5 separate regions of the Homo sapiens genome follow, and all the other regions are linked to region 3. The links are chromatin loops, found by intact Hi-C in ENCODE. Cell type or tissue: psoas muscle. All regions are shown on one strand. Region 1 overlaps MYH13 (myosin heavy chain 13). Region 2 overlaps MYH1 (myosin heavy chain 1). Region 3 overlaps MYHAS (myosin heavy chain gene cluster antisense RNA). Region 4 overlaps MYH2 (myosin heavy chain 2). Region 5 overlaps MYH1 (myosin heavy chain 1).

Region 1 (5,000 bases), 290 kb after region 3:
TCAAGGGCCCGGCTGAACGCCTGCTGGGGAAAAAGATCAAGGCTCCTCTGTCTTTTAATGCAGGTGTTTTTCAAAGCTGGGCTCCTGGGACTTTTGGAGGAGATGAGAGATGAGAAGCTGGTGACGCTGATGACAAGCACGCAGGCGGTGTGCAGGGGGTACCTGATGCGGGTGGAGTTCAAGAAGATGATGGAGAGGAGGTGACACAGACCCTCACCTCCACCTTATCCTGCCCTCTCTGCTTAGCAGCTGATTGTCACTTCCTGCTTTTAGTCTTGGGATTTCCATGTGCTTGCTCTCTTTCCTTCATTTGTTTAACCCACATCTACTGAGCGGCAATCCTGGGCTGGGTGCTCTGCATGGCGCTGGGGAGACAGAAATGAACCCTCCCTCACAGGGTCACAAAGGAGTGGGAAGCAGACGCATGTATGGCTGGTTTTAATGCCTGTGACAAGCTCAATGTTCGAGTTATAGTCGGGGGATAGGGAACTGGCAAGAATAAGCCCCCAGCCTGATTAGGGGGTTGGAGTTGGCATGAAGGTGTCAGCAAGAAGAAAGCACTTTCTTTTTTCCTTTTTTTTTTTTTTTAGACAGAGTCTTGCTCTGTCATCCAGGCTGGAGTGCAGTGGCACAATCTCGGCTCACTGCAATCTCCAGCTTCCAGGTTCAAGCGATTCTCCCGCCTCAGCCTCCCTAGTAGCTGGGATTACAGGCATGCACCACCACGCCCGGCTATTTTGTTTTTTGTTTGTTTGTTTTGTTTTGTTTTAGAGATGGGGTTTCACCATGTTGGCCAGGCTGGTCTTGAACTCCTGACCTCAGGTGATCCGCCCGCCTTGGCCTCCCACATTGCTGGGATTACAGGCGTAAGCCACTGCGCCCAGCTGACGAAAGCACTTTCTGAAGCAAGCTCTACACAACCTGAGAGTGGGTGGTCTGGGAGGAAGCCCGACAAGCAGGTGGCTGTCATTGGAATAGAGAGCAAGAGGCAGGTAGTGGAGGTCCCTATGTGTCACATTCAGAAACCCAGGCTGCACCCTGTCATTGATGGAGAGCTGTAGAAGGTGTGTGCAGAGACAAGGGGTAGGATTGCATCACTCTGGCAGCTAGGAGAGTGAACACAAAGGCTATGACGGGGCAAGGCCACAGTGTGGTAGAAGTCCAAGTAAGGGATGACAAGGACCTGAAGTAGGACATAGTTGATGGGTGAGAGAGGAGGGCATGGATTAAAGGAATGTTTAAGTCTTTTTCCTTTGATAATTCAAGAGAAGGAATAGCAGCATTGATGACTAGTCACCTGCAGGGATTGGAGGGAGAGGGGAGTGTGGGAGGGAGCCTGTTCTCCCTGGTTCCCTGATCCCCTGTGTGGCTCTAACTGTCAGAGCCATAATGAACCGCCACCATGTATGCGTCAGGAATCACTCCCAGGCATCGAGCTTGGTGAAGCACATGGAAGCCAGCACGGAGATGAAAAGAATCTCAAGAAGGGAAAGAGAAGCCAGTGTTCAGGAATCCATAAGCTATGTAAATATAAAGCTGTGGAGGGTGAAGGGGAGGAGATCATGTGGGTGACACTGGGATGAAAACAGCAGCAGAAATTAGGAATACAGGCTGGTTGTGGTGGCTCACGCTTGTAACCCTAGCACTTTGGGAGGCCAAGGCGGGCAGATCACCTGAGGTCAGGAGTTCAAGACCAGCCTGACCAACATGGTGAAACCCAGTCTTTACTAAAAATACAAAAATTAGCCAGGCGTGGTGGCGCATACCTGTAATCCCAGCTACTTGGGAGGCTGAGCCAGAAGAATTGCTTGAACCTAGGAGGCGGAGGTTGCAGTGAGCCGAGATTGCACCATTGCACTCTAGCTTGGGCAACAGAGCAAGACTCCATCTCAAAAAAAAAAAAAAAAACGAATAGAAAAGAAAGAAATTGGGAAGACAGATCAACTCTACCAGGGCAAGAGACTGGGAAATGACCAAGGACAAGTCCTGGGTTTCTCCAGCAGGAAGAGGAACCCCATATGGCAAAATGCAGTGAAACAGGGAAAATGTGGATGGAATTTAAGGCAGAGAAAGTTTCAAAAGTTAAGAGCTGATTAATACATCAAACATGGGAGAAAGACCCAATAGAATAGGAATGAAAGCTATTCCTTGCATTGAGCATTAGGAGGTCACGGACGCCCTCAGGCAGGGCACTCTCAGTAGGGTGGTGGGAAGGGCAGCCAGGTGACCAGGAGCCCGCAGGTAGCTCCACGCCCTCTCCTACCTTCCAACCTGTGCACGTACCTCTGTTTCCTCTGCCCCTCATTTGCAGACCTACTCTGGATCCAGAGGATCTGCCAAGCTTGGCTGCACCTCCTTCCCACCTAACCGAGAAAGACGGAGGATGGGGTCCGTCGGGGACAGGTTGGGGGTGCAGAGACCAGACCTTGCTGGATTTATTAATTTGAGTCCTAATGGGTGTACAGGGACTCCATCTTCTGCATCCAGTACAACATCCGCTCTTTTATGAACGTCAAGCACTGGCCCTGGATGAACCTGTTCTTCAAAATCAAGCCCCTGCTGAAGAGTGCAGAGGCCGAGAAGGAGATGGCCACCATGAAGGAAGACTTTGAGAGGACCAAGGAAGAACTGGCCCGATCTGAGGCTCGCCGGAAGGAGCTGGAGGAGAAAATGGTCTCCCTCCTGCAGGAGAAGAATGACCTCCAATTGCAGGTCCAGTCTGTAAGTACCTTCTACTTGAGAACGCAAAACACAGACTCTGGAGGACAGAAAAGGGGGAGGAACATTGAGGGCGCCATCAGGTGTCTATTCGAGAGACAGTGGTGCCACCCAGTGGTCATGTGGAGTATTGCAGCACCACCTTGCTCGTAAAAGGATGCCTGGTCCCGGGCTTAGCAAAGCAGTGAATGCCGGAAATTATGTCTGCAAAGAGAATTTGTGCTCTCCCTGATTTCTCCCCGTCATCGCAGAGTTAGATATATTTTGCTGTGGGCATGAGGGATATATATGTGTCATATGTATATGCACCACAGCTTTTAAAAATCAATAAAAATAAAAATAATCAAAATTAAATAACCCAATTCAAAGTAGCAAGAGTAATTTTCTATATATTATTTACAATAATATGTAAAAAGTGCTTTAGGCCGGGCGTGGTAGCTCATGCCTGTAAGCCCAACACTTTGGGAGGCTGAGGTGGGAGGATCGCTTGAGCCCAGGAGTTCAAGACCAGCCTGGGTATCATGGCAAAACCCCATCTCTGTAAAAAAATTTTTAAAAACTAGCAGGCGGCCGGGCGCGGTGGCTCACGCCTGTAATCCCAGCACTTTGGGAGGCCGAGGCGGGAGGATCACGAGGTCAGGAGATCGAGACCATCCCGGCTAAAACGGTGAAACCCCGTCTCTACTAAAAATACAAAAAATTAGCCGGGCGTAGTGGCGGGCGCCTGTAGTCCCAGCTACTTGGGAGGCTGAGGCAGGAGAATGGCGTGAACCTGGGAGGCGGAGCTTGCAGTGAGCTGAGATCGCGCCACTGCACTCCAGCCTGGGCGACAGAGCGAGACTCCGTCTCAAAAAAAAAAAAAAAAAAAAAAAAAAAAAAAAAAAAAACTAGTAGGCATGGTGGTGCATGTCTCTAGTCCAAGATACTCAGAAGGCTGAGGTGGGAGAATCACCTGAGCCCAGGTAGTCGAGGTTGCAGTGAGCTGAGAACATGCCACTGCACTCCAGCCTGGGCAACACAGTGAGACCCCGATCTCAAAAAAAAAAAGTGCTTTAAAGATACATAGTTTTATCAAAGAAATGGGGCAGTATAGGCTGGACGCGGTGGCTCACACCTGTAATCCCAGCACTGTGGGAGACCGAGGCGGGCAGATCACAAGGTCAGGAGATTAAGGCCATCTTGGCTAACATGGTGAAACTCCGTCTCTACTAAAAATACAAAAAAAAAAAAATTAGCCAGGTGTGGTGGCACACGCTGGTAGTGCCAGCTACTCAGGAGGCTGAGGCAGGAGAATCACTTGAACCCAGGAGGTGGAGGTTGCAGTGAGCCGAGATCGTGCCACTGCACTCCAGCCTGGCAACAGAGCAAGACTCCGTCTCAAAAAAAAAGAAAAAAGAAAGAAAGAAAGAAAAAGAAAAGAAATGGGGCAGTATAATTGTCTCTTTCACAGAGTGAAGGCATTTATAATTTTCCCTTTTTAATAAATCCCCAAATACTTTTACCTTTTGTTTTTATACAGAGCATTTTCCGCTCCCCTTTTCACTTTCCCAATCACTATAGTGAGTTAATAGGAGCACTTTCCCAGGTACAGCGGACAAGAGAACAGCTCTTGGAACAAGATAACTGGGTTTCTATCCCAGATGCTCCACCTGATAGCTGTGTGACCTTGGATGAGCTACATATCCTCTTTGTGCTTCTGTTATCTCGTCTGTAAAATGGGCATAGTCAGAGTACTCACCTCATCCAGCTATTGAAAAATCAGAGTGGTTAATGCCTGTAAAATGCCTGGCACACAGCTCATGTTTATAGATGTTCAGCAAACATTAGCATGCAGGCTTGCCAGTCTCCTCCCATGCATTACCCTGCAGTGTGTGTCTTAAAATACTCTTATATGGGCCGGGCGTGGTGGCTCACGCCTGTAATCCCAGCACTTTGGGAGGCCGAGGCGGGCGGATCATGAGATCAAGAGATCGAAACCATCCTGGCCAACATGGTGAAACCCCCTCTCTTCTAAAAATACAAAAATTAGCTGGGCATGGTGGTGGGCACCTGTAGTCCCAGCTACTCAGGAGGCTGAGGCAGGAGAATCACTTGAACCCAGGAGGCAGAGGTTGCAGTGAGCCGAGATCGCGCCACTGCACTCCAGCCTGGCAACAGAGTGAGACTCCGTCTCAATAAATAAACAAATATATAAATAAATATTCTTATATGGGAAGATATAGCCCGATTTAGAACAGAAGTAGCTGATCTTGGTCTGTCCAAGAGACTCACTGCAGCATCTT
Region 2 (5,000 bases), 100 kb after region 3:
GTTTTGTTTGTGTAACTGATACATATGCTGATTTTCCACTGTTTTTCTTCTAGATCGGGAGAATCAGTCTATCTTGATCACGTATGTATTCCTATTCTGAGATTTATTGGCAGTTTGTTCTTACTGGAAAAATGACAAACCAAAAAAAGAAATTAGTTAATGTTCTCTACTAAAGCACTGAATGATCAACCTGGAACTAGATATTGGTTTAGCTTTATTATAAGGTTTACATTGCATTAGAATGTAAAATAATAATGTTCTAAATCACCTCATTTGCTGGTCTTGAAAGTTCCACAGAACTTTTTGGTGTGTAGAAAGTGTAAAATGAGCTGGGCTGGAACCCAGTATAGTGCAATGAGCAGCATACAGCCTTCAAAAGGTACAACAGTTTGGAAATACTACTAGTGGTTCATTTTTAAGGCCCACTTAGAGAATGTCTGTTCCTTCAAAGACCAAACTTGAGCCATGTCTCTAGTCCGAGGAAATGGAAAAACACATGCACGTTTCATAGAGTTTCCTACTAATTGTTCCATTCACTACAGAGGTGCTGAGTAGCTGCTTTTCAGACCCCTCAAGCCCAGGCCTCAGCACCCAGAAAAAAAGCTGACACATTATAAACACTCAAGAAATACGTGTTAAATGAACAATGACTGATTTTTTCTACTTCTTGCCAGTGCAAAGCAAAAGAAATAATACGAGCTATATGTAGGCTGAAAAGAAAGATGTAAAAGGCTCTCTAATAGAGATATAAAGACAAAGCCATGAGGTAGTTGTAGTTTCATTTGTCACAGTGCTTAATTTCTCATACGTTTGGTCTTTGACAGCGGAGAATCTGGCGCAGGGAAGACTGTGAACACCAAGCGTGTCATCCAGTACTTTGCAACAATTGCAGTTACTGGGGAGAAGAAGAAGGAAGAAGTTACTTCTGGCAAAATGCAGGTGAGTCTGATTGTTAGTCAGAATCCAGGCTCTGTCGGGACTCTCAGGTAGGAAATTCCCAAGCCCCAGATGCAAGGACTGCTCTTGCCTTTGCAGGGGACTCTGGAAGATCAAATCATCAGTGCCAACCCCCTACTGGAGGCCTTTGGCAACGCCAAGACCGTGAGGAATGACAACTCCTCTCGCTTTGTAAGTCTCTTGGTTGCCAAAGGGTCTTCTCTGCCTTTAGATGCCAGAGAAAGCATGTCTGAATTATTTCAGTGGCATCCCCACTACGTACTTCAAGCTTTGGGTATAACATCATTTTTTTTACTTACAAGGGTAAATTCATCAGGATCCACTTCGGTACCACAGGGAAACTGGCTTCTGCTGATATTGAAACATGTGAGTAACAGGACCTCCTAAATAGAATCCAAGAATGACAAATATTGGTTTGGAGGAACACTTTGCAGCTCCTGCTGAACATGGAGCTTGTAAAGCACCAGTCTGCTGCCAAACATGCTTGTGGTTAATGTCAGTCTTATCCATAGCCCACAGTATGCTTTACCCACTCCAGTCATGAGGTAATGCTTCTGTGGGAACTGCCAGGAACTGCTGGGCATGTCCAAAGTATTCCAGCCTCAGAATGATTTCAATTTTTTTTTTAAGAAAAAACTAACACTAGAAGTAAACAAGTTGTCCAGGGATTGAGGATATGTGATTTATTCCTAGTCTGAGCTTTAATACTGTTGCTTTTAGTAGTCCCTCTATTATATGGCGACAGGACCCTGCAGAGGGAGTCTCAGGACTCAATTATATTCCAAATGTCAAGGATCTTCTGTATGAGAAGTGAATATCTTGAGCCAAGCATATTTCACTTTTTTCCCAGGAGGCAGGAGGAACTGCAATAGTGTTTGTAGAGACATAATATGTGGTACTTCACAGGAACATTCAGTTGAAATCTCAAGAGGCCAGTGAGATTTAGCTAATGATCCCAAGTCCTCAAATCACTCCAGGACATTGTGTAATTTTTCCCCATAATCTGATGTCTACTATCCGTTGCAGATCTTCTGGAGAAGTCTAGAGTTACTTTCCAGCTAAAGGCTGAAAGAAGCTATCATATTTTTTATCAGATCATGTCTAACAAGAAGCCAGATCTAATTGGTAAGAAATAAATTCATAGCTAGAAGATTGTCACTGTACTATCTTCTAATGTAAAACATATGCCCTGAATTCTGTGACCCAGAAATGCTCCTGATCACCACCAACCCATACGATTATGCCTTCGTCAGTCAAGGGGAGATCACAGTGCCCAGCATTGATGACCAAGAAGAGTTGATGGCTACAGATGTAAGTTATACATGAATTTTAATTTAAAATCCATTATGCATGGGAATGGCAATAACAGCCATCTATATGTGTGTAAAAGATACAGTATAAATTCTCTTGTGCCCTAATCTTTGTCTTCTCATCTCTCATGGTAGAGTGCCATTGAAATTCTGGGCTTTACTTCAGATGAAAGAGTGTCCATCTATAAGCTCACAGGGGCTGTGATGCATTATGGGAACATGAAATTCAAGCAAAAGCAGCGTGAGGAGCAAGCTGAGCCAGATGGCACTGAAGGTACCAAATGAATCTCCATCTGGGTTTAATGAGAGAATATAGGCAAAAATGTCCATTCCAAAATTCAAGTCTTCTTTACAGCTGAGCTCCTGATGGACATACTCAGATGTACCCACACACAGACTTTCTACAAAGTTATTTACTCAATACTATGCCCCTTTGAACTGTGGGTCCCAGAGTAAGTCATATTAGGTATCTGAATTATGTTTCTGCAGTTGCTGACAAGGCAGCCTATCTCCAAAATCTGAACTCTGCAGATCTGCTCAAAGCCCTCTGCTACCCTAGGGTCAAGGTCGGCAATGAGTATGTCACCAAAGGTCAAACTGTGCAGCAGGTAAGTGCATGACCTCAATGAATCACACACATCCCAGGCCTTCATGACATGTCTTTAATAACACCAACAAACTTTATCTGTGAAGGTGTACAATGCAGTGGGTGCTCTGGCCAAAGCTGTCTACGATAAGATGTTCTTGTGGATGGTCACCCGCATCAACCAGCAGCTGGACACCAAGCAGCCCAGGCAGTACTTCATTGGGGTCTTGGACATTGCTGGCTTTGAGATCTTTGATGTGAGTTAGCAGAAAAATTGTACCAAAAAAGTTTCCAACAAGCAAGCTTGTTGCTGCAGTCATATAGCATGCCTGTAGTCACTTATGGAAAGGGTCTATGAAAAATAGCTGCACTTTAAACTTAACTGACACATGAAAGAGCACCAAAAGACCGTGAAAGGAAGTGAACTTTGGAATGAGACAGACCTGGATTCAAACTCCTGCTCTGCCAATTACTAGCTGTGTAATAATGAGAATTGTACCTGATTGATCATTGGGCAAATTCAACTAGGACCTGTAGGTAAAGCACTTAACATTCCAGATCACAGATTCACTTCTGAGATCTGTCTGCTAGTTTCAAGATTTCTGAATTTTCAGCCCTTAACACAGTCCCCAAGCATGCAGGCAGCACTCAGTAAACAGTAAGATACTGAGGGCAACAATAGAATCAAAGATAGCAGTGGAGAAGACAAAGTCTTTAAAAGAAAGACTTTGAGATTCTGTTTGCCGAGAAATGAAATGTGTTTAATTATTAGGATAACCTCTGCAATACCCAGGTATTGAGTATAGAAATGGCATCGTAAATAAACTCAAATTTGTCTGCCTAAGGAAGAATACCTGCTACACAGCTTAGGAAATAGGGCTACTGCAGTCCTCCACTTGACAGCAGTATCTCGGATGTGTCTCATTTAGAGGTCCCAATTCTAAACTTTTATCTGTGTACGGACTGATTGAAACTGGATGAAATTTTAGAAACGGAAGCACTTCCAGACATTTCCAAGCCAACGTGGAAAGAAAGGAATAATCTGTCATCAAGCAGGAACAGAAAAAGCAATCCACACTTTTTAAAATAAGAGAACTAATGACAGGGTACTTGCAATCATTTTGAGCTGCTTCTTTTTTTTTTTTTGAAGTAACAGCTTTATCGAGATATAATTAACATATCATACAATTCACCTATTTAAAGTATAAAATTCAATGGTTTTTAGTATATTCACAGGTACATGCTATCATCATAACAATTTCAGAACATTTTCATCATCCCAACAGGAAATTCTATTTTGTCCTCCCCCTAGGCCACAGAAACCCCTAATCTACTTTCTGTCTCTGGTTTTGGCTGTTCTGGACATGTCTTATAATGGAATCGGATAATATGTGGTCTTTGTGACTGGCTTCTGGCACTTCGCATATGCTTGCCAGATTCATCCCCCTCATAGAATTCCTTTGACTTTTGTGTATGGTGATAATGCCCTTAAACAAGGGCATCCTCAATTGTGTTTCTATGTAGGTGTCCCGAATAATAAAGCAGGGCAGGTCTACTCAAGTTCTAGGAGTAGTTACAAACACTGGCTCTGGCATCAAAATGTTGGGGTTCCTGCCATGACCCTTACTACCATGGTCTTACACAAGTTACTTAGCCTCCCTAATAGTGTTTCCTCACCCATGAAATGAGCAAATGATACCACCTACAAAGGTAGCTGTGAGGATTAAATGCAGTAACTTATACAAGGCACTCAGCATAGTGTCTACTGTAGAGTAAATGTTCACCAAATATTAGCTGTTGAATTTTTATTATTAAGGACAACATACAGACCATAATGGCTCAGATCTAGCAAATTTAGCTAGTTTACAACATAATCATAATCATTAAGAAACCTCTGACTAACAAAAACAAATACTATAAAAACCAAACAACTTTTAAAAAAAAAACTTTTAAGTTCAGGGGTCCATGTGAAGGTTTGCGACATAGGTAAGCTGTGTCGCCCACGTATGAAGCCTAGTACCCATAAGTTATTTTTTCTGATCCCCTCCCTCCTCCCACTCTCCACCCTCCAATAGGCCCCAGTGTGTGCTGTTTCCCTCTATGTGTCCATGTGTTCTCATCATTTAGCTCCCACTTATATGTGAGAA
Region 3 (5,000 bases):
TGGCGCGTGCCTGTAGTCCCAGCTACCGGGAGGCTGAGGCAGGAGAATGGCGTGAACCCTGGAGGCGGAGCTTGCAGTGAGCCGAGATCACGCCACTGCACTCCAGCCTGGGCGACAGAGCGAGACTCCGTCTCAAAAAAAAAAAAAAAAAAACAAAGGGGGGGGGCGGCCTGGAGCTGCCAACAGGAGACTGTTTTGTCGCTCGGAAGCTGATTTCTCACACCCGTCCCTGGAAATGGAAACTTGGGCACAAGTTCTGAAGAATATGCAAGCCACAGAGACAGACGGTCTGTGCTGACCCTCCTGTTTCATAGATGAGGACAAGGAGGGGCGACTGCTTCCAGGTCACCCCATCTGCCTGTGGCGGTGCTAAGACTGTGCATGGGAATTTTCTGCCTGCAGGAAAAATCAGTCTCAGCAACACTGACTCTTCCCTGCTCCTGCCTCATCTGTTCATTCAGCCTCCCTGCTGCCCCACCTCAGCTCCGCCCGTGCAGCTGCCCATGCAGAGGCTCCCGTGCTCCTGTGCTCTGGAAAACCCTCTCTTCCGGACAGCTTCTGGCCCTCTCTGTTGCTCTGTCTGGCATCACCCTTCATGCCTTGGCACTAGAGCCTCCCAAAGTGCTGGGATTATAGGCGTGAGCCACTAGGTGGCACTGCTGCTCTGCCAGGCATCAGGGTCTCTAGCCTGGCCTCACCCTGAGTGCTAAAGTTCTTGAGGTGCCAAAGCTGACTGGTGGCTCCTGCAAGGTGTGGGTGAAAAATAGAAGACTCCCTTACAGAAGTCCAGAGCCGTGCTGTGCCACAGAGGAGTAAAGGCAAGAGAAGCCATTTAGGCTCATAAAGGCAGGAACACCCATCCCATCTTCATTTAAAATTTTGTTAATCATGGGTGTTTTTTGCACTAACCTTGATTTTAAAAAGTATTGCAATACAATATGATTAATTTTGATTATTGAGCTTTTTCTGGTTTTTTTTTTTTTGGTTTTTTTTTTTTTTTTTTTTGAGTTGGAGTCTCACTTTGTCGCCCAGGCTGGAGTGCAGTGGCACGATCTCGGCTCACTGCAAGCTCCGCCTCCTGGGTTCAAGCAATTTTCCTGCCTCAGCCTCCCTAGTAGCTGGGATTACAGGTGCGCGGCACCATGCCCAGCTAATTTTTGTATTTTTACTAGAGACTGGGTTTCACCATGTTGGCCAGGCTGGTCTTGAACTCCTGACCTCAGCTGATCCACCCGCCTCGGCCTCACAAAGTGCTGGGATTACAGGCATGGGCCACCGCACCTGGCCTTGATTAATGAGGGTTTTTTGCAGTCCCCTTAGATTTTGTGCCAAAGAGGGTGCCTCACTTGCCTCCCTCTAGTCCGGGCTTGGGCCGCAGCAATGTGGTTTGTGGCCCAGCATCTTGAAGAGTTATGGCAATAGCTATTTTCTGCCTTTACGGAAGGCCCTTTTTCTCTGTGAGATCCCAGTGCTGGGCTGGGGCAGATATGAGGGCAGCCACCATGCCTAGGGACAGAGGTGTTGGGCTGGGTCAGTTCACTGTCACTGGCTGGAACCAACTCCCCGCAAGCCCCTTATTCTCCCTGTGAAGCCCCTTCTGCCAGCCCATACCCGCAGGTCCCCAGAGAGTCCTGAATTCCGGAACTGCCACTGCCTGGCCGCATGCTAAAGCTACCAGAAAGAGAGAGGTCTCTGGCCCCCGGCCAGCGTGTCACCCTGCCTTCTGGAACATTCCCCTGCCCTCTACATGGCTGGAGTAAATTCACTTCCTGGGGGAGTTAAAGGCCTGTAACTCCTTCATGGGCACTGTTTAAGCTCCTGTTTCTTCTCTCTCTCCTATTTTTAGAGGGACCTATTTTGTTGTCTCTATCTTAATGAGCTGGTATGTTTTGTAGCTTCTGGTGACATCTCTTTTAATGCTCCTACTTTCTCTCCATGGGTCCAGTCTCCCCCTGCAGAGTACAGTGAAAGAAAATAAAATGAAACAATCTGCTCACCGAACCCACAGAAATGGCAGGGTCTAAGCACTCAGTCACTCCAAACCTTGGCTTAGAGCCACCTGAGGAGCTTTCAAAATTCCCAATTCCCAGGTCCCACCCGAGACCAATTAAATCAGAATATCCGGAGGTGCAGCCCCAGGCATCAGTAGATTGCAATACCCTAAATCTCCAGATGAAAACAATACCCAGCCAAGGGTGGGAACCAGGGCACCAAAAACAGACCTGGGTTTTACAGAGCCAAGGCTGCCACCTAGAGGCAGGAGTGGGTACTGCAGCCCACTGGTAGGATCACAGACTGGGAGACCGGAATATCAAAGGCTTTGCTGGAGTGTAGGGCGCAATCATGACCCGCAGCAGCCTCAACCTCCCAGGCTCAAGCGATCCTCCTGCCTCAGCCTCTGGGACTACAGGCGCACGCCACCATGTTTTTGTTTGTATGTTTGTTTGTTTGTTTGTTCTGCTTTGTTGTTTTTTTTTTGAGACGGAGTCTCTGTCGCCCAGGCTGGAGTGCAGTGGTGCCATCTTGGCTCACTGCAAGCTCCGCCTCCCGGGTTCACGCCATTCTTCTGCCTCAGCCTCCCAAGTAGCTGGGACTACAGGCGCCCGCCACCATGCCCGGCTAATTTTTTTTATTATTATTTTTAGTAGAGATGGGGTTTCACTGTGTTAGCCAGGATGGTCTCGATCTCCTGACCTCGTGATCCGCCCGCCTTGGCCTCCCAAAGTGCTGGGATTACAGGCGTGAGCCACCGCGCTCGGCCGCACACCACCATGCTTTTTAAAATTTTTTTGTGGAGACAGAGTCTCACTACGTTGCCCAGGCTGGTCTTGAACTCCTGGGCCCAAACGTTCCTCCAGCCTCAAGCCTCCCAAAGTGCTGGGATTACAGGCGTGAGCCACAGCACCCTGCCATAGCTTTAATATTTTAAACCCCAATCTTCTCCCCACCACTGACTCTCCTGTATAAACATCCCAGTAACTTCCAGCTTAAGTTCTTTCAAAGTTATCCCACTTTTTCCAGCAGAAGGCAGCCCCTCCTGGCTAGCAAGATGCTTTGTCACACAGCTGAACTCCCGTTTTGAGAACTCCACCTCCTGACCCTGGGTCTGGGCGCTGGAGACACACACGGAATAAATCTGCTCTCTTGGATCTTCCAGGGTCATTAGACAGCCACCATACTCCTATGAACCCCTGTTCTCTCAAGGTGAAGGAGCTCCAGTTCCTGTATCCTGCCTCCTCCTTCCTAGGCTGGCAAGATCCCTTCATCAGGGATGACACCCAGAATTTAGTCTACAATTTAAAAAAGAATTATAGAGATAATATATGCTCATTATAAAAATACATTTGTAAAACATAAAATAGAAAGTGCCCCTCCCTGTCCATTCTCCTCAATTCCACTGTCTGAAGGATGGACTGGGGTAAGGTGAGGAGGTGCCATTGTTAACAGGTTGGTGGCACCCAAAACTGAATGTCATACCTATCTATCTATCTATCTATCTATCTATCTATCTATCATCTATCTATCTGCCTACCTATCCATCTATCTGAGACAGGGTCTCACTCTCACCCAGGCTGGAGTGCAGTGGTGCAGTGGCGCCATCTCAGCTCACTGCAGCCTAGACCTCCCTGGCTCAAGTGTTCCTCCTGCTTCAGCCTCCCCAGTAGCTGGGACCACAGGCACTCGCCACCACGTCTGGATAATTAAAAAAAAATTTTTGTATAGACAGGGTATCACTATGTTGCCCAGGCTGGTCTCAAACTCCTGGGCTCCAGAAATCCTGCCCCGTCACCTTCCCAAAGTGCTGGAATTACAGGTGTGAGCCATCGCACCCAGCTGAATGTCATAGTCTTGCAGCAAGAATAACAGCGCCTCTCTGAGCCTCAGTTTCCTCCTCGGTAACGTGAATAATTATAGTACCTGCCTTAAAAGATTTCTGCTACGAAGCAAATTCAAGGCCCTGCATGATGCCTGTCACATGTTATAACTATAACTGAATTGTCTCAGACAATGGGTGGAACCAGATGGAGTCTTGAAGTACATTGACTTTTCCTGCTTATTACACTCACATCACAGCAGAACTGGGTTCATGTGAGTTAGTAAAATTAGTCCTAAAGCCCCAGTGCTGAGGAGAGCTGAGGAGAGTGGTGAGGAAAAGGAGCTCCCACACCAGTCCTTTTAAACCCAGGTGCAGTTGATGGAAATGACCACCAGAAGGCAGGGTTGGGTCACTTATGAGGGGAATCACTTTATGGTCTGTCAAATGCAGGCCCACCAGGGTAGCTGCGGTGGAGGCTGCCTCAATTCTAACCACCTTGGGCTGAGCCTGGGGGTGTCCTGTCTGCTAATCTGCCCAGGTCTGAGCTCAGCAGAATCCCTTAGTGTCAGGTTATCCAAAAGTGGATGTGCCCAGACTCTTCTCTGATTCCCGTCTGCAACTGAGGGTCACTGCAACATATTCAGACTCCAGTTCTGACGTCCCACCACAGGTCCTGCACCTGCATCGTGCCCCTTCCACTCACTCACCTGCACCTGTGGCAGAGCAATCGTAAATTACAGCATTTCCCGCCAAGCCTGGCCTGAGAATCTCTCTCAGCCTCTCATGACGGACCGTGGCTACCGACCGCTCAGTGACATCAGCGGCACCGTCATTCAGCAGATATTTCTGGTACCTCTATGTGCCAAGCACTGTTCTACTTGCCATCCCTTCCCCAGCCCAAGTCAGGCCCAACCAAGGATCAGTTTCTCTGACACGGACTGAAATTTCTTGGTCTCTCCAAATTCAGAATGAACCTGGGCTACTCTCTGCAAGGGTGCCCCCACACTTACGGGCTTACCCTGACAACAGGCATAAGATGAGAAGCCCCCCAACCTGAAATTCCCATACTATACTGTAGTTGGACCCTGCCATGCTCCCTTAGCCAAATTCAGAACAGTAACCACTCCCTCCCTGCCAAGTTGACTCATCTAACCTCAAATAACCCTCATAAGAGTCTGACCCA
Region 4 (5,000 bases), 73 kb after region 3:
CTGCATCAAATTGTCTTAGAAGATTTACCATAGTTCACCTAACCATTCCCTTACTGTTGGCCACTTAGCTTATGTCCAAATTTATGTTCTCATAAATTTGAATTATCTTAATGCTGCAAAGAAAATATAAACCATTTCCATAAAACAATAAAAGTTTCATAGCACATGTGTTTAATAACATGTACTTCTTCTTCTGCTATGTAAAAATCACTGTGAAAAGCCCTGAGGAGAGCAATAAGAAAGCTGAATTGTAGTCACTTCCCTCAGGATTCTGCTATCACATTGTTGAACTTGCCAACTAGTTTTCAAGCTGATGCCTTGAAGAAATAAGAGTACTCACTTAAAGTGCTCCTTTTTGTTAAAATTCAATTAATTTCCAGACCAGCCTGGGCAACAAAGTGAGACTTTAGCTCTACAAAAAGCACGTACAAAATTAGCTGGGCATGGTGATGCATGCCTGTAGTACCAGCTACTTGGAAGGGTGAGGTGGGAGGATTGCTTGAGCCCGGGAGGTTGGGGCTGCAGTGAGCTGAGGTAGCACCACTGCACTCCAGCCTGGGTGACAGAGCAAGACCCTGTCTCAAAAAAACATTCAATTAATAAGTTAATTTCACAAATAACAGGAAAGGTCTTTGGGTACTTATTCTTTTTCCTTCTCATAGACCTATTCAGGTCTCTTCTGTGTCACTGTCAACCCCTACAAGTGGCTGCCTGTGTATAAGCCCGAGGTGGTGACAGCCTACCGAGGCAAAAAGCGCCAGGAGGCCCCGCCCCACATCTTCTCCATCTCTGACAACGCCTATCAGTTCATGCTGACTGGTGAGTGAGCCGAATGCTTTGCAAGTGCGTAAACCTTTAGAGCAGAACCATAGGAGAAAGAGACTCGAGGCAATCTCAACACATTCCTTGAGATCGTCCCTTTTAGTTGAGGCTGGTGTATTTATGAAGGAGAAGGTCCAGGAAGGGGAGAAAGGCTGATTTGTAATGCGTAATATTACATAATTGCTAATGATCTCTTAAATTTTGAAAAGTTCAACAGAGGCTGGCCATGGTTAGTTAGTATACTTTTGAATGACTCAGAAACTCAAATAAATATGAGCAAAAATACAAATATTTCTGTGTATGTATATATACACACACACACACACACTCATGCACGCACAATCACACATACAAACTGTGTCTCCGTTACTATGAGCCAAAAAATGGAAGAGTAAAACTTGTCTCTGTAGTTTCAGCCTCAGCATCCTAAATTGTGACAGATTAAACAGTCTCTCTATATGAAGGACGGCACAATGCTATCGCCCTTTGCCCAGAACCAACCTGAACAGGCTCCAGATTTAAGGTGTATTTGGTATTAAAACAGTTAGATGTTGAATCTGCTTCCTACAATATTGTCTTGGCTAGACCAATCTAAACTACTTGTGGCACCTTGAGAAGGGGCTTAGAGAATTCCTCTTCAGAGACAGTAAAACATCAAAACAAAATTTTACCTTTTCCTAAAAATATGACCAAAGCCGTATTTCTAAAACTATCACCTTTACTGTACTTACTCCTTTTCACACATTAAAAATATCTCTAATGCTCATTCTTCATTACGCCTTGCACCCACAATATATATGTCCCTAACTTAAATCATCAACTAAACCTAACCAAAGAGCCAAGTCTACTTTTGGTGTTTATTTAGTGATAGAGTATTAAAAAGAAAAAGTCTGGTGCTTCAGGAATACACAGCCACGTGGTCATCACTTATAGAGTGGCATTCAAACATTTTCCTTCATCTTAGAATTTTTTTCCTCGAAGGAAATATTTCTTGGAAGATTTGAATATAAAACCAATAAAAGTAGTGGTGTTCTGTTTAAATGGGTGGATGTGTGCTAAAGTTGGGGAGGGAGAAAGTGGTAGGTCTAAAGCCTGCCAAGCCCTAAAGGTTGCAAAGTCCAGACTGAATAATACTAAGTTCATTCCATTTTACTTTACTTATCATTTACAAATATGTAAGAAAACAGTATTAAATGTCTATAATTTCTTTTGTAGACCGAGAGAATCAGTCAATCCTGATCACGTAAGTAGATTTTATGCTTTCTTTACATGGCTGTGATAGCTGCTAGGTTTGAGACCACATCTGATTGAGTTTTGATTTGACAGTGGAGAATCTGGTGCAGGGAAGACTGTGAACACCAAGCGTGTCATCCAGTACTTTGCAACAATTGCAGTTACTGGTGAGAAGAAGAAGGAAGAAATTACTTCTGGCAAAATACAGGTGAGTCTGATTGTCACAGTCAGAATCCAGACTCTGTCGGGACTCTCAGGTAGGAAATTCCCAAGCCCCAGATGCAAGGACTGCTCTTGCCTTTGCAGGGGACTCTGGAAGATCAAATCATCAGTGCCAACCCCCTACTGGAGGCCTTTGGCAACGCCAAGACCGTGAGGAATGACAACTCCTCTCGCTTTGTAAGTCTCTTGGACACGCTAATAGATGCTGTTCACTGGTCAAAATTTATGAGATGTTTGTAATTACATTCTCTGAATCTTTTTCATTCCCATTCTATTACATCATTGTTCTTTCCTTTTCCTCTGAGCATGTAATAACATAGATCAAAGCCCCATCTTGAAGGATATATGGCCTTTTTCCTGAGTTCTTTCTTATCTGTCATGATCTACACTTACTCACAATTTTAAAATTTTTATTTTTAATTTACAAATAATAATTGTACTTACGAAATACAATGTGATGTTTTGATATATGTTATGTGTATATTATGGAATGATTAACATGCTAATTAACATATCCATTACTTCACATACTTAAGAAATATTTACAATTTTTAAATCAAAGATAAAACTCTTCTACTTATAAAATAGGAGATACACCTTTTTCTACCTGATGCAAATACTCTCTGAATTGATTTAATATTAAAGTACCAGCATCAAATGTTTGGAATTTCTCAAAGATTTAATATTATATAAAAAAAAGGTAGTAATATTAGCTTTTATTTCAAGGGTAAATTCATCAGAATCCACTTTGGCACTACTGGAAAACTGGCATCTGCTGATATTGAAACATGTAAGTGTTCAGATATCTTTAAAATCATTTCTGATTCATATGACCTAAAAAACTGACCAAAAATCAAATTCGCATGTCACATGAATTTTTACAATTTTCTTATGTGTTATTTGTTTCCTTCCAGATCTGCTAGAGAAGTCTAGAGTTGTTTTCCAGCTTAAGGCTGAGAGAAGTTATCATATTTTTTACCAGATTACATCGAATAAGAAACCAGAACTTATTGGTAAGAAATGTCATAATTCTTTTCCAGAATTACTGCATCAGTACCTATCAATGCACAGTCCAACCTAGTATTCTATGACTGAATTTTGTCAAGTTTATGTGCCTTTTTATTTTATAAATAGCTTTGTGAGTTTGGTAAAAATTTATATGTGCTCATTAGAAAAATTCAAAGGAAATCAAAAGGAAAACTGAAAATAACATCTCTAATTCCTACTACTATGAAATAACCACCATGAACACTTGGATGAATATCTCTCTAGTCATTTTCTGTATACATATCTCTACATATAGATACATACATACAATTTTCATAACTGAAATCATGGTTACATGCTCTCCTGTAATCTACTTTTTTACTGAGCAATTATGTATCATAGCTTTTTCCATGTCACTAAATATAGCTCCACATCATTATTTCCAATGGTTGCATAGTGTTCTATTCTAGAAATAAGCACAAATTACTTAACCATACCCTCTTTACAGATAGATTATTTCCAATTCTGGATTGTATATAATCAACACTATAGTGATACAACTTTTCCCATTATGTGATTATCCTCTTTGGATTACAATAGTTTTGTTTGTTTGTTTGTTTGTTTGTTGAGATGGAGTCTCACTTTGTCACCCAGGCCAGAGTGCAATGGCGAAATCTCAGCTCACAGCTACCTCCACCTCCCAGGTTCAAGCGATTCTCCCTGCCCCAGCCTCCCAAGTAGCTGGGATTACAGGCATGCGCCACCATGCCTGGCTAATATTTGTGTTTTAGTAGAGATGGGGTTTCACCATGTTGTCCAGGCTGGTCTCGAACTCCTGACCTCAGGTGATCTGGCCACCTTGGCCTCTCAAAGTGATGGGATTATGGGCATGAGACACTGTGCCCGGCCATTTTATTTTTTAATAAGGATTTATAAGAGCACCATGACATCAACTTCAAGGTGTTTGCGATGGTGCCTAATATCCTTTAAACGCCTCTCCAGTGCCCATCAGTCATCAACAAAGCATCATGTGATATCGGGGGAACCCACCCCCAATAATTCAATGTTATTTCACATAGGTTCTTTTCTATTTCCTAAGTGCTGGCTGGTCTGAGAAATAAAGGGAAAGAGTACAAAAGAGAGAAATTTTAAAGCTGGGTATCTGGGGGAGACATCACATGTCGGCAGATTCTGTGATGCCCCCCAAGCCACAAAACCAGCAAGTTTTTATTAGTGATTTTCAAAGGGGAGGGAGTGTACGAATAGGGTGTGGGTCACAGAGATCACATGCTTCACAAGGTAATAAAATATTACAAGGCAAATGGAGGCAGGGTGAGATCACAGGACTGGGGTGAAATTAAAATTGCTAATAAAGTTTTGGGCACCCATTGTCATTGATAACATCTTATCAGGAGGCAGGGTTTGAGAGCAGACAACCGGTCTGATTAAAATTTACTAGGCGGGATTTCCTTGTCCTAATAGGCCTGGGAGCGCTAAAGGAGACCAGGCTTATTTCAACCCTTATCTACAACTGTAAAAGACAACATTCCCAGAGCAGCCATTTTAGAGACCTCCCCCTAGGAACGCATACTCTTTCTCAGGGCTGTTCCTTGCTGAGAAAAAGAATTCAGCGATATTTCTTCTATTTGCTTTTGAAAGAAGAGAAATATGGCTGTGTTCCACCCGGCTCTCAGGCAGCCAGACCTAATGGTTATCTCCCTTGTTCCCTGAACACC
Region 5 (5,000 bases), 110 kb after region 3:
AAATAAAGTGAGCTTTGCTCCCTAAATTCTCCCTACTGAAAAATGCAAATAAGAGCTGTGAAAAAGAAAAATATTGTCAGTGAAGAGGAAGGAGACTTTGATGAAAACACATTAACTTGAAATCAATATTCTGAGTTTTGTATCTACAATCCCCGAGCAACTTTGTGCTCAACTTTATTTTTAGAAACTTTTAGTACCTGAAAGAGTAGGATTATGGCAAGAATAATGGCAATGCTTTCTGTAAGGATAATGGCAATGCCTTCCACAGATAATGTCTATTTTTATGCAAAGTATGAGAGATAGGGTTGATATTCTTATTCTAATGTCCCAGTAACTATCCAGAGGCTTGGAGAGAAATATTTGATCAAAAGCCACTATCTAACCCATTTTTGTAACACAAATAACAAGACAGTTCAATTGCTGCCACCAAAACCAACAGCAGAAACATTAAAAGTTACCATCCCAGTTCTCTGAATTCAGAAAGGGAATTGACTAGTCCCATTGTGCCTACAAGTTTGGGACACATATTTAGAAAATCTAAAGTATGATGAATTGCAAATACCTAGGTTGGTACTGTGACTTTCCTGTACTTTGTATAGATCAGGGTTTTCCACATTGAGGAGTGGTTCATCGTGCCTTCAAGAAACAGGAGATAATCTATCCAAGAATACTCCTCTCCTTTGAGGATAGTATTATAAAACTTCTGTTTAACAATATTCTATCAACTATCCACTAATAAATATTGGGTGAAGTCCCGGACAGGGATGTAAGTTTGAATGAGAGACATGGTCCTTCCCTCACAGTTTATCTCAACTCCTATTTCTTCTTATGAGAAATATGCTTGCTACTTCTCTAAGCATCACCTTGAACATGTTCCATTCCCTTTGTCTACTCTGTCACTGGATGACATTTCTTCCTGTTAAGGCACTTTTCTGATAGTACCCTTCTCTCCCAGCAACCTGCTAGAAACCCAATCCTTTTGTCTATTGGTTTTTCATATATTGAATGCTCCTGAAAATAAATATTAAATAAAGAAAATTGGCTGACCCGAAATTATATACCAACATATTATATATGTTATAACAAATATAATTGTAACATAATTTCACCAGGAACTATGACTTAAGTTCCTTTTTTTATTACCGGACTCATAAGTGCCCAATATTTACTGAATGGTAGAAAGCTAATAAAAATTAACCTGAAGGCTTAAAACAATTTACTTGTTTGGTTTCAAAATATTAATAAAATCTGAAAATGTCTAGGAATTTTCATAAAATCTAAAATATCTATTGCCTCTTCTCAGGAAGCTGACAGCTTGGCTGATGCAGAGGAAAGGTGTGACCAGCTAATCAAAACCAAAATCCAGCTAGAAGCCAAAATCAAAGAGGTGACTGAGAGAGCTGAGGATGAGGAAGAGATCAATGCTGAGCTGACAGCCAAGAAGAGGAAACTGGAGGATGAATGTTCAGAACTCAAGAAAGACATTGATGACCTTGAGCTGACACTGGCCAAGGTTGAGAAGGAGAAACATGCCACAGAAAACAAGGTATCAATCATATTCTACAGTACTGTATAGAGGTTCTGCCACCCAACAAAGGTGCTTTAGAGCAACTAAGCTGCTTTCTTCACCTTTGTAGGTGAAAAACCTCACAGAAGAGATGGCGGGTCTGGATGAAACCATTGCTAAGCTGACCAAGGAGAAGAAGGCTCTCCAGGAGGCCCACCAGCAGACCCTGGATGACCTGCAGGCAGAGGAGGACAAAGTCAACACCCTGACCAAAGCTAAAATCAAACTTGAACAACAAGTGGATGATGTAAGCCTAACATTATATAAAAATGATTTTTTAAATTTTGTAACAAACTAAGTAAGCATAAGTTTGTGTCGTTATGATATAGTGAGTACTTATCAAGTGCCTCCTATGAATGAGGAATATGGAACATCATCCCTATTACAAGGTCTAAGATGTACACACAATAAAGTTTTTAAAATCAATAAAGAAAGTTAACTGTGAATAATAGACAATACGGGTAAAAAGAATTGATGGAAAGGAAGGTTAATGTGTTCACAAAGAAAAGCTATACAAGCAAAACAGGTCTTTCGCTGGGCTTGAAAGACAAGGGGCTATGTGCAAAAAGAAAGAAGAGGGAGGGTGTTCTAAGAAGGCAGCATAGCAGCAGCAAAGAAGTTGTAATGATCAATAAGGTTTTCTCTCACAGAAACAAAGGACACTCAGAATTAGGAATGTGGAAGATAAATTTGGCTTTAAACATGATCTGATATCTAATAGAGAACCCACTGAAAATGCCTGAGTAAGGGAGGCGTTAAAAAAGTTCATGGTTTGGAAGTATTAGCATGGTGTCCATCCCAGCTGGAAAAGTATTGGATTCCAGTGGGGAGATGCAGAAGGCATAATGTCTCACTAGTAACTTATTGTAACAACGTGACAAAGAGGCACATTTTACCTTTTAAACGATGACTTTTTCGACTAGGTAAATACCAAGGAGAATGGAATCAATGGGACAAATCTGCCTAATTCATAGAAAAATAGTTTGCTGCATAGATATAATGTTTAAAAATTTCATCTGGGACAAAAGGTGCTACCATTCTAAGAACCATATTCATGGATTATTAACTTTTAGCTTGAAGGATCTTTGGAACAAGAAAAGAAAATCCGGATGGATCTAGAAAGAGCAAAGAGAAAACTAGAGGGAGACCTAAAATTGGCTCAAGAATCCACAATGGATATAGAAAATGACAAACAACAACTTGATGAAAAGCTTAAAAAGTAAGCAGTTTTAGGTCAACAGTTTTGTGGGGAAATTACTCTTAATATTTCTGAGACTGACATAAAGGGCTTTTCTAATAGGAAAGAGTTTGAAATGAGCGGTCTGCAAAGCAAGATTGAAGATGAACAAGCCCTTGGTATGCAGCTGCAGAAGAAAATCAAGGAGTTACAAGTACGTTAAATGATTTTCGCCAGGCTAATTTAACATCGAAAAGTTACTGACACCAAGAAGTTGAGTTCGTATTAATATTTTTCACCATTCCCAGGCCCGCATTGAGGAGCTGGAGGAGGAAATCGAGGCAGAGCGGGCCTCCCGGGCCAAAGCAGAGAAGCAGCGCTCTGATCTCTCCCGGGAGCTGGAGGAGATCAGCGAGAGGCTGGAAGAAGCCGGTGGGGCCACCTCAGCCCAGATTGAGATGAACAAGAAGCGGGAGGCTGAGTTCCAGAAAATGCGCAGGGACCTGGAGGAGGCCACCCTACAGCATGAAGCCACGGCGGCCACCCTGAGGAAGAAGCATGCAGATAGTGTGGCCGAGCTTGGGGAGCAGATTGACAACCTGCAGCGAGTGAAGCAGAAGCTGGAGAAGGAGAAGAGTGAGATGAAGATGGAGATCGATGACCTTGCTAGTAACATGGAGACTGTCTCCAAAGCCAAGGTACAATCAACACTTCACATTGATTATTTGGTTTTTTGTTTTTCCCTTTAGCACAAATATGATTTGTATCTCAAAAACGTCTCATGAACTAAATCAGGCACCCTTTTTCTCATATCACGTATAGTACAACTTAGTAAAGTAGTTAGATTAACAAGTAATTCAGTGGCTGTATGCTTGGACTATGTATCTTATTAGTCTTTCCATTCACTATCTAAGACCTTTGCTGGTTTTGTTTGTAAAGATAGTTTCTTCTCAAAATAAATGAGTACTGCAGCTCATATGGAATGTTTAGATTACTGAAACTTTCTTTGGTCCAACTACTTACTTGAGATGCCTTCTACCACTTTTTGAATGCAGGGAAACCTTGAAAAGATGTGCCGCGCTCTAGAAGATCAACTGAGTGAAATTAAGACCAAGGAAGAGGAGCAGCAGCGGCTGATCAATGACCTCACAGCACAGAGAGCGCGCCTGCAAACAGAATCAGGTGGGCCATGTACCAGTACTGACCTTGAATGACAAATTCACCCTGCATGTGTAATCCACTGAAAAACTCTGCATTTATTTACTTGAGGTCATATACTACCTCCCTGGGAGATCCCCACTAATATGAACACATTATTGACCACTGGCATGAGGTTGCTTTCTTTCATATATATACGAGAGAAATATATGTGTATATATATGAAACATATATATCCATATATATATTTGTATATATATCCATACATACATATATATATATATATAAAGAGAGAGAGAGAGATAAATAGAATCAGGCCCTTCTATTTTTGAAGACTTTAAGGGAGACTTGGCTTTAATCAAAAAGTTATCAAAAACAAAGTGCATCCTTACAGTACCTCTTTTCACTTTTCAAAATGCTTTCGCAAGCTATGTGTTACTTTATTTTCCTCATTAGTCTGTGTAATACTATCCCCATTTTAAAGACAGTGGATTATGGTAGTGATGAAGCAACTTGTCCAAGAATGTTTACTCCAGTCTTTTTCCTGAAGTCTTGCCAATTACTGGTAACTAACACGGTTAAGTAGGGAAATATTCAAGACCACAACCCAGCTGAGAAGCATTCAAGTAAGATTTGTAGATTTTTGATTAGAGAAATTGGAAAGTCTCTGCATTTATTCCCCCTCCTACTGACGTGTCCAACTTTCTACCAGAGTTGTATCTCCCCAGGTAGAGGTAACAAAATGGAAATTGTTTTATGGGTAATTTAGGCTATTAAAGTAATAGGCAGGTTAAAGTGTTGGAAAATCACTCTACACTTTTGGTATTCAAATACTATTCTTTCTATAACAAAGTTCAGAATAAATATTTATTATAATTCTTATTAAATGCCAGAGATAAAGTTCAAGATAACTAGTATAAAAATGGTGTGGAAAAGTTTTACTATCTTTCTAACATAATGTAGTGCATTTTCTGCATTATGGTGCTTAAAAAATTGAAGACATGTGTAAATGCCATTTAGTTTGGAAAGTACTTATCCAGAAACCAATTCATTCTGGGGATGGGAGACCACTTAATCATTTCTTAATATAAAAATCTT

What was found. Hi-C counts contacts between places; a loop is a spot of excess contacts. Peaks named below come from ENCODE experiments on the same cell type or tissue, not always from the same donor. Only the 100,000 strongest peaks of a DNase experiment are listed, where the experiment ranks them.
Region 1: it touches region 3 in a loop (8-fold over the local background); 85 of 110 quality-filtered maps call a loop at or near these places.
Region 2: it touches region 3 in a loop (3-fold over the local background); 3 of 110 quality-filtered maps call a loop at or near these places.
Region 4: it touches region 3 in a loop (2.4-fold over the local background); 4 of 110 quality-filtered maps call a loop at or near these places.
Region 5: it touches region 3 in a loop (5-fold over the local background); 3 of 110 quality-filtered maps call a loop at or near these places.

What each region holds. Positions count from the first base shown.
Region 1 is chr17:10,325,587-10,330,586 of GRCh38, reverse strand. It overlaps MYH13 (myosin heavy chain 13), which reads left to right. Exons shown (of 41, transcript NM_003802.3): 21 at 64-200; 22 at 2,466-2,721. All of the region lies in intron 4 of LOC107985004 (a long non-coding RNA gene), which reads right to left. Among named protein-coding and RNA genes, the nearest start is that of MYH13, 45 kb to the left of the region's middle. RefSeq lists a silencer at 1,677-1,895. In psoas muscle, a CTCF peak has its summit at 2,826 (motif pointing left); a DNase peak (open chromatin) is centred at 2,826.
Region 2 is chr17:10,509,949-10,514,948 of GRCh38, reverse strand. MYH1 (myosin heavy chain 1) reads left to right here. Exons shown (of 40, transcript NM_005963.4): 6 at 54-81; 7 at 825-939; 8 at 1,036-1,128; 9 at 1,260-1,323; 10 at 1,984-2,082; 11 at 2,165-2,268; 12 at 2,403-2,541; 13 at 2,757-2,875; 14 at 2,961-3,110. The region is part of intron 2 of MYHAS (myosin heavy chain gene cluster antisense RNA); the gene reads right to left. Among named protein-coding and RNA genes, the nearest start is that of MYH1, 6.1 kb to the left of the region's middle. In psoas muscle, no CTCF peak of the experiment used is centred here; no DNase peak of the experiment used is centred here; H3K4me3 peaks cover 2,824 bases; H3K27ac peaks cover 4,211 bases.
Region 3 is chr17:10,613,952-10,618,951 of GRCh38, reverse strand. All of the region lies in intron 10 of MYHAS (myosin heavy chain gene cluster antisense RNA), which reads right to left. Among named protein-coding and RNA genes, the nearest start is that of MYH3, 41 kb to the left of the region's middle. RefSeq lists enhancers at 1-470, 471-971, 974-1,474. In psoas muscle, CTCF peaks have their summits at 650 (motif pointing right), 2,262 (motif pointing left) and 4,208 (motif pointing right); DNase peaks (open chromatin) are centred at 651, 2,251, 4,261 and 4,611; H3K4me3 peaks cover 3,328 bases; H3K27ac peaks cover 4,835 bases.
Region 4 is chr17:10,541,165-10,546,164 of GRCh38, reverse strand. It overlaps MYH2 (myosin heavy chain 2), which reads left to right. Exons shown (of 40, transcript NM_017534.6): 5 at 663-819; 6 at 2,038-2,065; 7 at 2,149-2,263; 8 at 2,362-2,454; 9 at 3,004-3,067; 10 at 3,192-3,290. All of the region lies in intron 2 of MYHAS (myosin heavy chain gene cluster antisense RNA), which reads right to left. Among named protein-coding and RNA genes, the nearest start is that of MYH2, 6.0 kb to the left of the region's middle. RefSeq lists an enhancer at 2,027-3,226. In psoas muscle, a CTCF peak has its summit at 2,366; a DNase peak (open chromatin) is centred at 744; H3K4me3 peaks cover 5,000 bases; H3K27ac peaks cover 5,000 bases.
Region 5 is chr17:10,499,552-10,504,551 of GRCh38, reverse strand. It overlaps MYH1 (myosin heavy chain 1), which reads left to right. Exons shown (of 40, transcript NM_005963.4): 23 at 1,304-1,546; 24 at 1,638-1,814; 25 at 2,641-2,786; 26 at 2,868-2,958; 27 at 3,053-3,442; 28 at 3,800-3,926. The region is part of intron 2 of MYHAS (myosin heavy chain gene cluster antisense RNA); the gene reads right to left. Among named protein-coding and RNA genes, the nearest start is that of MYH1, 16 kb to the left of the region's middle. In psoas muscle, no CTCF peak of the experiment used is centred here; no DNase peak of the experiment used is centred here.